2 separate regions of the Homo sapiens genome follow, and region 1 is linked to region 2. The links are chromatin loops, found by intact Hi-C in ENCODE. Cell type or tissue: dorsolateral prefrontal cortex. All regions are shown on one strand. Each heading gives the region's core, and the rest is flanking DNA. Links, peaks and the distances in the headings are about the cores only. Region 1 has its middle 130 kb from the start of CPMER. Region 2 has its middle 72 kb from the start of CPMER.

Region 1 (6,865 bases), core at 1,114-6,113, 60 kb before region 2:
GTGTATTAAAAATATCATCACTTCCAATTTGGGATGTCATGGATATTGTTGCTAAGGCTGAGGCTAAAATCTTTTTTAAGTGAGTTAGTGTAAAGTGGATTTAAAGAATGACGTTGGGTTAATAATGGGGCAAAAACTACCTAGGTGGCCATGAAAGACCGAGACTGGGGGATATTCCACAGAGAAGGTAATCTCAACCCCTGGCTTCTCTCCTTCTTGGTTTTGATATTATAAGTAAGGACCTGGCACAGTGGCTCATGCCTGGAATCCCAGCACTTTGGGAGACCAAGGCAGGAGGATAACTTGAGGCCAGGAATTTGAGACCAGCCTGGGCAACATAGTGAGACTGCATCTCTACAAAAAATTTTAAAAATAGCCAGGTGTGATGATGTGTGCCTGCAGTCCCGGCTACTCAGGAGGCTGAGGCAGGAGGATCACTAGAGCCCAGAAGTTGGAGATTGCAGTGAGCTAGGATTGCACCCCAGCACTCCAGCCTGGACTACAGAGCTAGATTCTGTCTCTAGAAAAACTAAAAAATAAAATTATGGGTAAGTCATGGCATCTATGAGCCTTAGTTTCCTAGTCAGTGAAATAGGGATAATAAAAGGTGCCCCCCAAGGCCACGACGAAGGTCTAATGAGAAGATGTCTTGAAAAGCACCTGACAAGATGCCTGGCAAATAACAGATGCCCAGAGGAGTGACTGTTATTGCGGAACTTGTATCAGAAGCCTAAAAAATTAATCATCATATCCTGAATTACTATTAATTGTATTATTATTATTTTCCAGCCACTGTTCCAAGCACTTTATATGAATACAGCAGGGATCATTTATGAAGCACTGATTGTGTAACAGGCCCTAACCACATTTTATCTCATTTAATAGCTCTGTAGTTCACACAAACGGCTCTGTAGTTCACAATTCCAACAGATGGCTATTGAGCATTTACTTGATTCAAGACACAGAAGATTCCAGAGTAAACAAGCCAGGAGAATCCCTGCCTGGTGAGGCTTCAGTGATACAAGGGCTGTTTTATAGCTGAGAGGTCTTGGAGATGAGATGAAGCTCTAGGACAAGGCAAAGGGCAAATGTGAGCCTGAGTCTGTCTGATTCGAGTATTCAGGCTGTCCCCACAGGGACTCCCCATCCCCGGGAACAGTCAGAGCATCTTCACACCCAGGCAGCTGTGAAGGAGATTGGAGACCCATCCATGTAAAACACAAGAGCAGGAGCCGACAGTTACCCTCATCTTCGATGCTCCCTCCCTTGACCCCACTGGAGGACATAAGTGTCCAAGAGGCTGAGACAGCCCCAACTGCCATCATCTGCAAACAGAGAGATGGGGTTACTGTCACCCCTTGCCCATGCAAGGGGGATCACCATGGGACAGAGAGACGCCAAGGGCATGTTAATGAACCATGCATGCTGAACTTGACACACACTGGAGGCTCCAACTCGTTCCTAAGGGACCTGTACCCTAATTTTTGCCCATAATGGGCTCCAGGTACTGTCATTCGAAAGGAGTCAGTTTGTCACTTACAGAGCACTAAGGATTGAATGAGATGGGGCTGGGTGTGAGGAAGGAGGAGAAGGCAACTGCAGGAGATGTGGACACCGTGCGGGCTCCTGCAAATCGGGCAGCAGATCTGGCATTCCTACCTAGGCTTTAACTTCCCAGCTCTTTGACATGGGCCATAAAACCTAAGCCTCAGCTTTGCCATCTGTAAAATGGGGATAATCCTATCAACCTTGCAGGGTCCCGTGTGTGGAACTGCACACAGGGTGCACATCACAGGCAGCAGCACAAAAGTGGCCCAAGGTCCTGCCACAGCTTTCCCAAGCACATGCCATGAAGGGCAGCTCAGTTCTGGGTTCTGTTTCAGCAGGAATGGGCTATGCAGTCTGGCACAAGTGCTCCTCCTCCAAGAAGCCTTCCTTGACTGCCTCTTGTCAGGCTGATTTCTCCTGCCTTGAATCTACTGCAGGGCTTACCTCAAAATCACAGGTCATTCCACTGCCTCATCCTCAGGTCGTGGTAGAATTTAGTGGCACACGATTGCCCTGCTCAGCTTGCAGATGAGGAAATTGAGGCCCAACAATGGAAAACGGAGCCAGTGTGGCTCTCTCCACCTCCCTGCTTCTCTGGGCTTTGCCTCCCCACCACTCAAAAGAACAACATAAAGCAAGCAGCCGCTCACTGAAATCAGCCTTAAACCTGAGCCAAGGCTGCCCCTTGACTTCTGCAACCAGGAACCCTGAGTCATGCCCTGGCCTCAGCCCTGGCGGCTCCAGATGGGGGCACCAAGGCGGGTCGGCAGTTTGCCACCTCCTGGCCACTTCTGCTAAGTGGAAACACCAGCAGGAAAGGGGTGAGGCCATGTGTGTGCCAAGCGGGCACCACACATGGGTGTCCCTCTGTGTGCAGTGCGTGTGTGCCTAAGAGTTCACCCACATGCATGTTACAACAGGAACCACACATGGTTGTGCACAAATGAGACCAGATCACACGTGTGTGCCTGAGGGTGTCCCGCATACATGTGTGTAGGCATCATATAGCGGATATGGAGGTCTTAGAACAATCTCTAAGCTCACAGTCGCACTTGGAAGAATCTGAACTCCGCACCAGGACCGCAGGAACCTGAATGTGCTGCCTTACCACTACCACTGTCACTGGCCTCATTTCCACCTGCTCCGTCCGGCCTTCCTGCCACTCCTCAAGGCCTTGTCCCTCTTCTGGAACATTCTGCCCCCAGATCTTCCCAAAACCGATTCCTTCTCATCCTCCACTATTTCAATATGGGCTTCAATATGGGGTGGGGGAGGTGGGAAGATGTCTCTTTGATGCCCCCATTGTGCCCCCCATGACCCTCACCATCCTACCCCAGGTTATTTCCAGCACAGCTCCTCCCCAGTCTAAATGATTTTGTTCTATGTGGTTTGTTTTGGGCTCTCTGAGAGCTTGCCTCCCCCATTAGACAAGATGTTCCATGAGGATGTGGACTTCACCTGCCTTTCTCAAAGTCGGCAAGAGCTGTCTAACGTGACCTGCTTGAAATACACTCATCGGCTAAATCATATTGAGTGTTCACGTGTGTGTATGTGTGCAAAGGTGTGTGTGTGCATGTGCCCATGTGTATAGGGCTGGCATGTGCACCCGTGTGCTAGTGTGTCTGCATGCATCTGTCTGTGTCCATCTCTGAATAGATGTGTGTCCATGGAGACAGTGGGCGTGTGTATTCGGGGAAGATGCCCCAGAACTAAAGGCACTGGCTAGAGTCCAGGAAGGGCCCTGCCCCTTGGGTAGGTTTCACGGTTCCATCTCTGCACAGCCTCCAGTGTGGAGAAGAAAAGGTGGCCACGACTGCTGTGCCCTGAATGTCTGGGTGCATGGTCTCATTTCATCTTCCCTACTCTAGAAGAGGTGGGTCTTACTAGTCACTCCCATCTTACAGACAAGAACTTGGGGACGGGGAAGTCATGCACACAGGCCCCACAGTGAGCAAGTGGGAGTCAGAATCCAAACCCAGACCCTTGGGCCTGAGCCCTCTGGGTCCCACTGCCTCAGCCAGAGTCTTCCAACAAGACCAGAAGAGGCAGAGGGAGCGCGGGAGGGAGAGAATTCAGAAGGCTCCAGTCCCCGCCCAGCACTTGGCAGCACTTCCCCACACATGACAACAGTGTGAACACAGAGATGGGAGTAACAGCTGGTCTCTGCCCCAATCCAGATGTGGGAGAGACAGTTTCTCCCAAAATACTCTCGCTGTGAAGTCAGAAAGCCTCCCAGTATAAACAAAATGTGCTGCTCAGTGCTGGGAAGGAACTGCTCACGTCTCCGCCAACGGTCCACCTGCTCCCGAGAGCTCATCCAGGCCCTCAGCCCTCCTGTCATTCCCTCTTAGGGTCGTCTCCAGCTAAAAGTCTCTGGGAAACCCCTGTTAAAATACAAACCCATTCATCCTGGTAGAACCAATTACAAATGCTCCTTGACTTACACTGGGGCTGTGTCCGAATAAACCCATGGTAAATTGAAAATATTGTAAGTTGAAAATGCATTTAATACACCTAACCTACCAAACAGTACAGCTTGGCCTAGGATACCTCCAGCGTGCTCAGAACACTTACATTAGACTGCAGTTAGGCCAAATCATCTAACACAAAGTCTACTACATAATAAAGTGTTGAATGTCTCATGTAACTTCTTGAACACTGTACTGAAAGTGAAAACCAGAATGATCGTATGGGTATCCAAGGTACAGTTTCTACTGAATATGTATCACTTTCAAACCATCTTTATTCTATTTATGTATTTATTTATTGAGACAGGCTCTCGCTCTATTGCCTAGGCCGGAGTGCAGTGGTGCAGTCACAACTCACTGAACCCTCAAACTACTGGACTCACGCGATCCTCCCACCTCCACCTCCTGAGTAGCTGGGACTACAGGTGCGGACCAGCATGACTGGCTAATTTTTGTTTTAATTTTTTGGAAAAGACAGGGTCTCACTATGTTGCCCAGGCTGATTGTAAATTCCTGGGCTCAAGCAGTCCTCCCACCTCCCCCTCCCATAAGTTCTGGGATTACAGGCATGAGCAATCACACCCAGCCTTGAGCCATCTTAAAGCCAAAAATGTATAGGTTCACCTAGGGACTGTCTATACACAATTGGTTCTAAACAGAGGACAGGAACACGAGAGAATGGGACGTAGGACAGACATGTTTTGACAGGGCAAGGGGCCCAGCAGGTGATCCTAAATTTTAACTGTTCAGCCTCTTTCCTTGCCAGTCCCTAATGCTGCCTTTGTCTCCAAGGGAGAATTTTCTAGATCCCCACCTGTGTCTTGGTCTGCCCCCCTCTTGTTCGCGCTGTTTCACCTAAGATTTTATTCAAAGGAAAGATGTTGCTGCAAATTTAAAAAGTAGGGTGTGCGGGAGAGGGAGGATAAAGTCTAAAATCACTGACCTGACCTGACCCAAACATTGGACCGGAAACCAAGGCCCAGAAAGGAGCTATGACCTGCCGAAAGCTAAACAGTGGAGTTTAATAAAGTAGCGTAGCATTCAGGTTCCCCATCTGCTGAGCCAGTGGTGTCTGGCCCTCCAATGGGGGGTGGAAGGGACTCTGGGTTCCACAAGGTCCAGGAGGGACAGAGCATCCTGGACACAAGCCCCACTCCGGGCCTAAGGTCAGGTGAGAGATGGGAGAGAAATGACGGGAATGTCAAGGGATTTTCGGGAAACAAGCAGGCCCATCGGTCATCATGGACACCCAGCCTTCAGCCTGGAGTCAAACAGAAATCCACTACGGTGGGAATGTCGGGGTGGGCGCTCTAGGCTCTGTTCCCTCATCCCAAGAGGGTTTCCTCACCACCCAAGCCTGTCCAGGTTCCCCAGGAGAGACTAAGCCTTGTCATCATTGAGATAGACACAGGGAGGGTTTAGACACTCTAGCTAAGCACGTCCATAGGGAGGATTAAGGATCCCGCAGGATTTGAATTCATACAGCCCAGCCACAGAGCCTGGGTTTGAACTTCACCCTACCTGGCTGGGAAGAAGGTCTCACGGCTGGAGCCAGAAGGAAAAACCAGGAGCTCTTGTGAGCCCAGGGTGCTTGGAAACACCCTCATCGATGGGTTTTCATCCAAGAGACCCACTCAGACAGGAGACAGGAGTAGCTGCTATGTTCAAAAGCCATGAAAAAGCCCAAAAGTCAGTGGGCTCCGAGTGGGGCGTGGATCCAGCGTCGCTCCAGCAACCCTGGACAACAGCCTCATAAACAGGAGGGGCCCAGGAGGAGGCAGTGGGGGAAGGGCCCCTCCCAGCCAGCCCCAGGATCCAGGGGTGCCCTGCAGAACCAGACAGGTTTGAGGAGCCAGAAGTCAGTGTGAGGTGAGCTGGGAGCGAGGAAGGCTGAGTGCAAACGGGCTCACAGCCATCAGGCTTCCGGCAATTCCATAGCAGGGGAGCCTGGAGAGCGTCCAGCCCATAGTCACGGACACCTGGAGCTGGGAGGGGCTTTAAAAGTCTCCCAGGCCAACCCCATCACTGATGCCAGGAGCCCTGTCAAGGAGTTGTCTAGGATCTGCTTGCACACTTCCAAAGACAGGGAGCTCATTCCCCATTTTAGGTACAGAGTAATGTGCTGTCTTTCCATTGAGCTTAATCATCTTTCCATTCATTCCTCCACCCCTTGGACCACACTGAACAAAGCCTGAAAAATTCCCAAGTCCCATTTATAATTTTTTTCTATTTGCCTATGCCTTCATTGAAAAATACAAATACCATGAGAATTGGATGAGTATTTTTACTGTTAGTTTCCTACTTCCTAGAACAGCGCCTGGCTCATGGTATAATAGATTCTCAATGCATATTTATTGAGTGATTAAATGAATGAATGAGATTGGGGTGAACATACAGAGAGCATTCCTCCTTATGTGTTTGAGCTAAAGTGTCTAGGCTGGACTGGTTCAGGAAAGAGTAATTTATCCAGGGCAGACAAAGGCACTTAGAAGAAGGGATGCCTAGGTGTCAATTCCAAGGTAAGACAAGGACCAGGTGAAAGGAAAGAACAATGGAAGCAGGCGGAGGCGAGGAGGGCTGAGTGTGTGGTCCAGGACCAAGGCTGGGAATAAAGTGGGAAATCAGGGTCTCTTGTTATGCCGTGTGGGGGCCATCCTAGAGGTGATCGCAAAAGCTTCATGAAGCCAGATGCATGACCCTGCAAGGACAGCAAGAAAGATCCTGCAGGGTCAGGGATAATAATCTCTCTCCCAAGAATACAGCAACCTTGTGATTCATCACAGCATCCTTCAAGGGCAGATATAAACCCAGTTTGCAGATGAGGATGCTGAGGCCCAGGAAGTAGCAGA
Region 2 (6,547 bases), core at 1-5,000:
AACAAGCCCCTGCTCTGATGGTTAAACCAGATGCCCAGGCCCCATCCTGCCTGGGCCCCATCTCAGGGTCAGAATGAGCCACGGAGCTGCTGGGGAGGCCCCGTCCAGCTGCATCAGCCCGTGGGGGGCCTGGGGTCCCAAGAGGGACAGGGCCAGACGAGGGGAAACCCAATCCGTGACACATGGAGATCATTTGCAGAAGGAACAAAATCCGTGACCAACTCCAAACGGATGCAAAGGGGAGGGGAGCGGGGCTGGGTAAGGAGTTCTCAGGGCCAGTGGGAGATGAGGACTGAGGCAAACCCTGGGCCAGCCCCAGGCCAAGCTCTCAGGTTGTCTCAGCCACACTCTCTAGGAGCTCCTGGCAAGGCTCCCACCCTCCCTGGGCCCTTGTGTTCTCCTTTCAAATAGGGTGAGGACTGAAAGAAAGATTCAGAGCAAATGTCTGACCCTGTGCCCAGCAAATGGTTAGCCTGAAGCAAATAGATTGATACATAGATGAGACAACTGAGACTCAGAGAGGTTGTGCAACTCAGCAAAGGGCACACAGCAAGTCAGCCTAGGAGTGGGGCTCGAATCTCCCAAAACGGAAAATGTCCACAGCAAAGGGACATGGGCAGCCAGTCATGATTTGCAAAATCAGACACACCGTGGCCTTCATCTCCCCTAAGATGACTTTCCCTTCTTCCCATTTTACTGAGGGCCTCAGGACTCCAACCCACGAACTCCACTCATTTGGTTTTTTGTTTTGTTTTGTTTTTGTTTTTGTTTTCTTTTGAGACAAGGTCGGGCTCTATCGCCCAGGCTCACTGGGCTCACTGCAACCTCCACCTCCCAGGTTCAAGCAACCCTCCTGCCTCAGCCTCCCAAGTAGCTGGGACTACAGGTGTGTGCCATCACACCTGGCTAATTTTTGTATTTTTTGTAGAGATGGGGTTTCGCCATGTTGCCCAGGCTGGTCTCGAACTCATGAGCTCAAGCGATTCTCCTGCTTTGGCCTCCCAAAGTGCTGGGACTACAGGCTTGAGTCACAACGCCCGGCCCTGGTTTTTGAATTTAGCTTCATTGAGATAGCTAAACTCATAGCATACAACTCACCCATTTCAATGCAATGTATTAAATCAATGTCAATGAGTTATACAATGAACAATTCAGTGGCATTAAGTACATTCATAATGTCACACAACCATCACCCCATCTCTCTCTCTTTTTTTTTTTTTTTTTTTTTTGACACAGGGTCTCGCTCTCTCACCCAGGCTGGAGTGCAGTGGCGTGATCTCAGCTCACTGCAACCTCTGCCTCCCACTCTCAGGGATATTCCCACCTCAGCTTCCCAAGCAGCTGGGATTACAGGCACACACCACCATGCCCAGATAATTTTTGTATTTTTTTTAGAGACAGGGTTTTGCCATGTTGCCCAGGCTGGTCTCGAACTCCTGGGCTCATGTGATCCACCCACCTCTGCCTCCCAAAGTACTGGGATTACAGGCATGAGCCACCATGCCCAGCCACAACTGTCTATTTCTAAAACTTTTTGATCACCCCAAAAAGAAACTCTGTACCTATTAAGCAGTAACTCTCCTATTTCCCCCTCCCCCTGCCCCCTATTAACCACTTTCTGTCTCTGTGAATTTGCCTATTGTAGATATTTCACATGAGTGGAATCACGCAATATTTGTCCTTCTGTGTCTGGCTTCTTTCACTTAGCATAATGTTTTCAAGGTACATTCATGTTGTAGCATGTATCAGAACTTCATTCCTTTATATGGCTGAACAAGATTCCATTGTATGGATATGCCACATTTTGTTTATCCATTTATCCGTAGATAGACACCTAGGCTGTTTCCACAGCTTGCCTACTATGAATAATGCTGCTACAAGCACGGGTGTACAAGTATCTGTTCAAGTATCTGTTTACAATTCCTTTGGGCATATTCCCAGGAGTGGTATTGCTGGGTCATACGGCAAATCTATGTTTAGCTTTTTAAGGAACCACCAAAAAGCAGCTACACCAAGAGTCTGAGGCCCACTGGTTCAAAGTCCAGACTGTGTGAAGGTTCAGGGACTGCCGCTTGACCTAGCCCTCATCACCTCTTGCCTGGACCTTTCCAGTAGACTCCTGGCTACCCCCTGCCTCTGCCTCAGCTCCTCCAGTGGCTCCTCACAGCCAGGAGATCATCTGCAGCTCTTCAAAGCCACCTCCCTGGATAAAATCAGCAGACACTGTGCCCTCCGTGGGCCCCTCCTGTCCCCTGTGAGGCCCCACAGCCATCTCCACCCATGCACCCCAGCACTTACCACGGGTGCCAAGTCATCTACAGACTCCCTCTATTGGTGGGCTCCTTGAGGCTAGAGACCATGTCTAATTTATGTCTCGTCATGGTCTTGAATAGAAAAGGTCCTTGGTAAATAAGTGTGTTGCATAGATGAAGAAACCGGGGCTGAGAGAGGAAATTGACCTGCCTGAGGACCCGGAGCTGGGAAGTGAAGGACCTGATTCAATAAGATGGCAGGTGTCAAGTAGGTGTTCAAAATTATTAAGCACCAGTTCTCTTCCCACCTCTTACCTTGGGGAGTCAAAACACCCCTGGGTCCAGACCAAGCCCTACTTCTAACTCGCTGTGTGACCTCAAGCAAGGCAGTTGCCCTCTCCGGGACTCAGTTTCCAATTTGTGATCGGGACGATCTCTTTGGGTTGGAATTTGAGGCCTCTATGGCCACACCACCGTCACCACCCCCTCCCCCAGCAGATTCCTCAGGGCTCAGCTGGACCCCTCAGCCAGCCCCTCCTGCCCACAGGTAATTAGAGGAACACAGCAGGGGTCGAGGGCAGGGGGAGGCCCCAGCAGGCGGCTCCTTCCTCTGAAAGGGGCCCCTCAACGCTGCCTGCCCAGCTCCTGCTGCGAGAACAAAAGGCCTTGTGGACGTTCAAAGCAAGGCGCCGGGCGGGAGGCCAGCGTGGGCGGCCGCAGAGATGGCCACGGGGCTCGTGGCGGGGATGGCCGGCGACTGGAAGCTGTCCCCATCCATCAGTCAGCAGTGACAGCTCCCGGGGACCTGCAGCCCCCCCTCGGCCCTGCCAGCTGACCGTCCGGCTGCAGCAGGCCTCCCTCGCCTGCCTGGTGGCTCCAGCCTGATGACCTGAATAATGGATCTGCCTTGAGCGTCCCGTCACAGTGACAGACACATCTCTGATCCAGGCTTCTCGCTTTACCTTCTCAGCCACATCCCTGGCCAGCGGCCCCCAATGTGGAGAGAGAGATGCAGCACATGTCACCCTCATTCTGATGGGCCATGGATACCAAGCCAGCGTGGCCAGGGTCACAGTGGCCTGGGAAGTCCAGGAGTTTACAAGAGCTTGACCTTATCTGCTACCAACTCGCTGGGTGATCCTGGGCAAGTCCTGGTCCTTCTCTGGGCCTCACTTTCCCCTCTTGTGAAGTGAAGGCGTCATCACCAAACTCTGATATGTGAGTTCTGTGATGCTCAAGTCCCCAGGAAGACATGGAGAGGCAGTGGCGAGATGGAGCAGGGCAGACCTGGTTCCAAATCTGGCCTCTGCTTTCCCTTGTTGCGTGCACTGGGCAAGTTACTTAATGCCTCTGAGAGCCCCTGATCCTCTTCCTCCTCTTCCTCCTTGGTGTATAATGAAAACCATCTTCCCACTTCAAGGGATAATTGTGAAGGTGAAATGAGCTTATATCTGCAAAGCACTCAGCCCAGAGCCTGGCATGGTGCAAGCACTCTGTCAAAGTATCACTTACTGAGCATCTACAATAGTCTGTGCCATGCTAGGCTAGGTTATAGCCATAAATGAGATCAAGAAACTGCCCAGAGGTGGGACACAGTGGCTGACGCCTGTAATCCCAGCACTTTGTGGGGCTGAGGCTGGTGGATCACTTGAGCCTAGGAGTTGAAGACCAGCCTGGGCAACATGGTGAAACCTGGTCTCTACAAAAAAATCAAAAAATTAGCTGAGCATGGTGGTGCATGCCTGCAGTCCCAGCTATTCAGGATGCTGAAATGGAAGGATCGCTTGAGCCCAGGAAGGTTGAAGCTGTATTGAGCTATGATCATACCACTACACTGAGAGACAGAGCAAGACCCTAACTCAAAAAAAAAAAACAAGAGAGAAAAGAAAGGAGGAAAGGATCCAGGAAGGGTCTGAGAGGCAGCCTTGGAGATGAGACTGGAAAAGCATTCTGGACAGAGGGAACAGCTGGTGTGAATGCTTAGAGGCAGGACCATGCTGAGGGTGTTTAAGGGATATAATGAGAACACTCTGATGGAGCAGAGCTATGGAGAGAGAGGGACCAGGCAGTGCAGTGGCGACGCTCAGAGTGTCCAGGTTGGCATTCCAGCTGTCCCTTCCTAGTCGAGTGGCCTTAGGGAACCTGCTTAACCTCCCTGTTCTCCGGGCCTGTGTCTGCTACGTGAGAACAATCCTGGAGTCTACCTTTTATCATATGAGGATGGAAAGGAGGTGGTGGGCTAATGTGACTGGAATGATCCTACATGAAAGAAGCCCTCAGTCCCCGGAGCTATTTTTTTTTCAACATCATCATCGTCGTCATTGTAGACCATGTTGGGCAATTTGACAGATAGTATTGGCTTTCTGTCGCCAGGTGCTTTTCTTTTAGAAAACACTGGAGTCCAGGGGTGTCGACTGGTATAAGAAAGTTCCTACAGCTTGGGTGGTAAGAGAAAAAAAAATTGGAAACAACCTAAGTGTCCATCACCGGAAAGATGACTCAATGAGTAGTGACATATTCATACTGCGGAATAGTCTATCGCAGTGACAGTGTGTCAACTGGAGCGTCACGTATCAACAAGGATCAGTCTCAAAATAGGATGTCGAGCCAAAAAAGCAATCACAGAATATGCATATGGGATGCTTGCATTTATAGAAAGTTTTAAAACCTGCCAAGCCGCACAGTATACCTTTTATGGATACACGCGTAGGTAGTGTATCCGTAAAGTACAGGCCAGGCGTGGAAATGGTATGAAGTAATTCAGGATCTCAGTTCAGTAGGGCACTGACTACCCCACTGCTCTCTTTTGCTGCCTCTGCCTTATTTTTATTGTTATTCTGGCATATTATATATTTTAGCCTACTCTGTTTATCCTTCGTCATCCTTCTGCTCTGGTGTAAGCTCCATGAGGTCAGGGCTGGGATTTTTGCCTGATTCATCCTGTGCTGTATCCCCAGTGCCTAAAACTGTGCCTGTAACATAGTGAGCCCTCCGTAAATAAGGACTGAGTGGATGGACGGAAGTAGGGCGGGAAGGAGGGAGTGAGCATTGCAGAGAGAAACTCAAGGTCTTCCTTATACAAAAGAACACACAGAGGGCCCCAGATCAAACCAGAGGGCTGGACTGAGAGATAGTAGAAAGGTCACCCCTCCCTCACCTCTGCCCCCAAGGGCTCCGCTGCCCCACCCCAGGTCGTGGACTCCCATGCCCCCAGCCCCCTGCCTGGAGTGGGAGGGTGGGGCTTTTGCTGCAAGGGTAACCCTCATTCCCATCTCACTGGGAAAGAAGACAGGAGCTGGGGTCCACCCCAGGGCACGCCAAGGCCGCCTAGCTGATATACAAGAGATTTTTCAACTCTGAGTCAGGGTAGCCAAAGAAAAACAAATGCAGCGAGAGCGCGCCCAGCACAAATGTTCTTTACCGTCCCCTGATGGTCTGAGGTCCAGGACCCCCACCCTACTGACACCCACCAAGCCACAAACCCTCTGCCCTGGTCCAGGTCCCACGGATACCACCCCATAAATTTTCCAGGTGTGTCCACTTCGCTCCATCCCCAGTCCTCTCTTGTCTCCTGGACAGGGCAGCGGCCTCCTCGCTTACCTCCCTGTGTCCACTCTGACCCCTCCCTCCTCACAGCTGACTTCCATTCCACTTCCTTAATGACTCCCCACCACCTTAGAACACAGTTCTTACCATCGTCCAAAGCCTTGGGTGTTCTTTCTTGTCCTTCAGTCACTCAGCTTATATTCTCTACCACCACCATCACCACCACCACCAGGAAGCCTTCCTGGACTTAGATGCTCCTTTTTGTCCTTCAGTTGCTCACTTATATGCCCCACAACCACCATCATCACCACCAACACCAGGAAGCCTTCTGGGACTTCCCGGGTGGGGCCAGCTGCTTCTTCGGGCTCTCACAGCCTCCTGGGCTTCCTGAGACAAGGGAATCCTGTTGCCCATAGGAATGTGAGGTCCAAGAGGGCAGGATTCACGTTCTTTTCATAACTAGACCCCCAGGGCTTGGCCTAGGGCAGGCACTGGTTAAATACTCGTTGAAGGAACACACGAATGAATGAATGAATGAGTTACACATATGAATGACTGAATGAATGAATGAGTTTCCTACCTGGAGAAGTTCTGGATCCTTTGGAAGGTTTAGATGTGGATGATAGGGAGTTTCAAGCCATCTGAACTCAAGGCCTCCCTAGGGTCTTCAGGGCCCACAGCCCCTTCTTGCAGGGAATACAGATGTTGGGAGTTTATCGCCTGTTCCAAGCATTTGTCCAACCCCCCAC

The links. Peaks named below come from ENCODE experiments on the same cell type or tissue, not always from the same donor. Only the 100,000 strongest peaks of a DNase experiment are listed, where the experiment ranks them.
Region 1: a loop joins it to region 2, with 2.6 times the contacts of the local background. A loop is called at or near these places in 1 of 110 quality-filtered maps.

The regions. Positions count from the first base shown.
Region 1 is chr22:27,578,206-27,585,070 of GRCh38, forward strand. No RefSeq gene overlaps it. Among named protein-coding and RNA genes, the nearest start is that of CPMER, 130 kb to the right of the region's middle. In dorsolateral prefrontal cortex, for the core only: no CTCF peak of the experiment used is centred there; a DNase peak (open chromatin) is centred at 3,656; H3K4me3 peaks cover 484 bases; H3K27ac peaks cover 1,333 bases.
Region 2 is chr22:27,639,347-27,645,893 of GRCh38, forward strand. No RefSeq gene overlaps it. Among named protein-coding and RNA genes, the nearest start is that of CPMER, 72 kb to the right of the region's middle. RefSeq lists enhancers at 1-389, 2,642-3,575. In dorsolateral prefrontal cortex, for the core only: no CTCF peak of the experiment used is centred there; a DNase peak (open chromatin) is centred at 3,015; H3K27ac peaks cover 2,676 bases.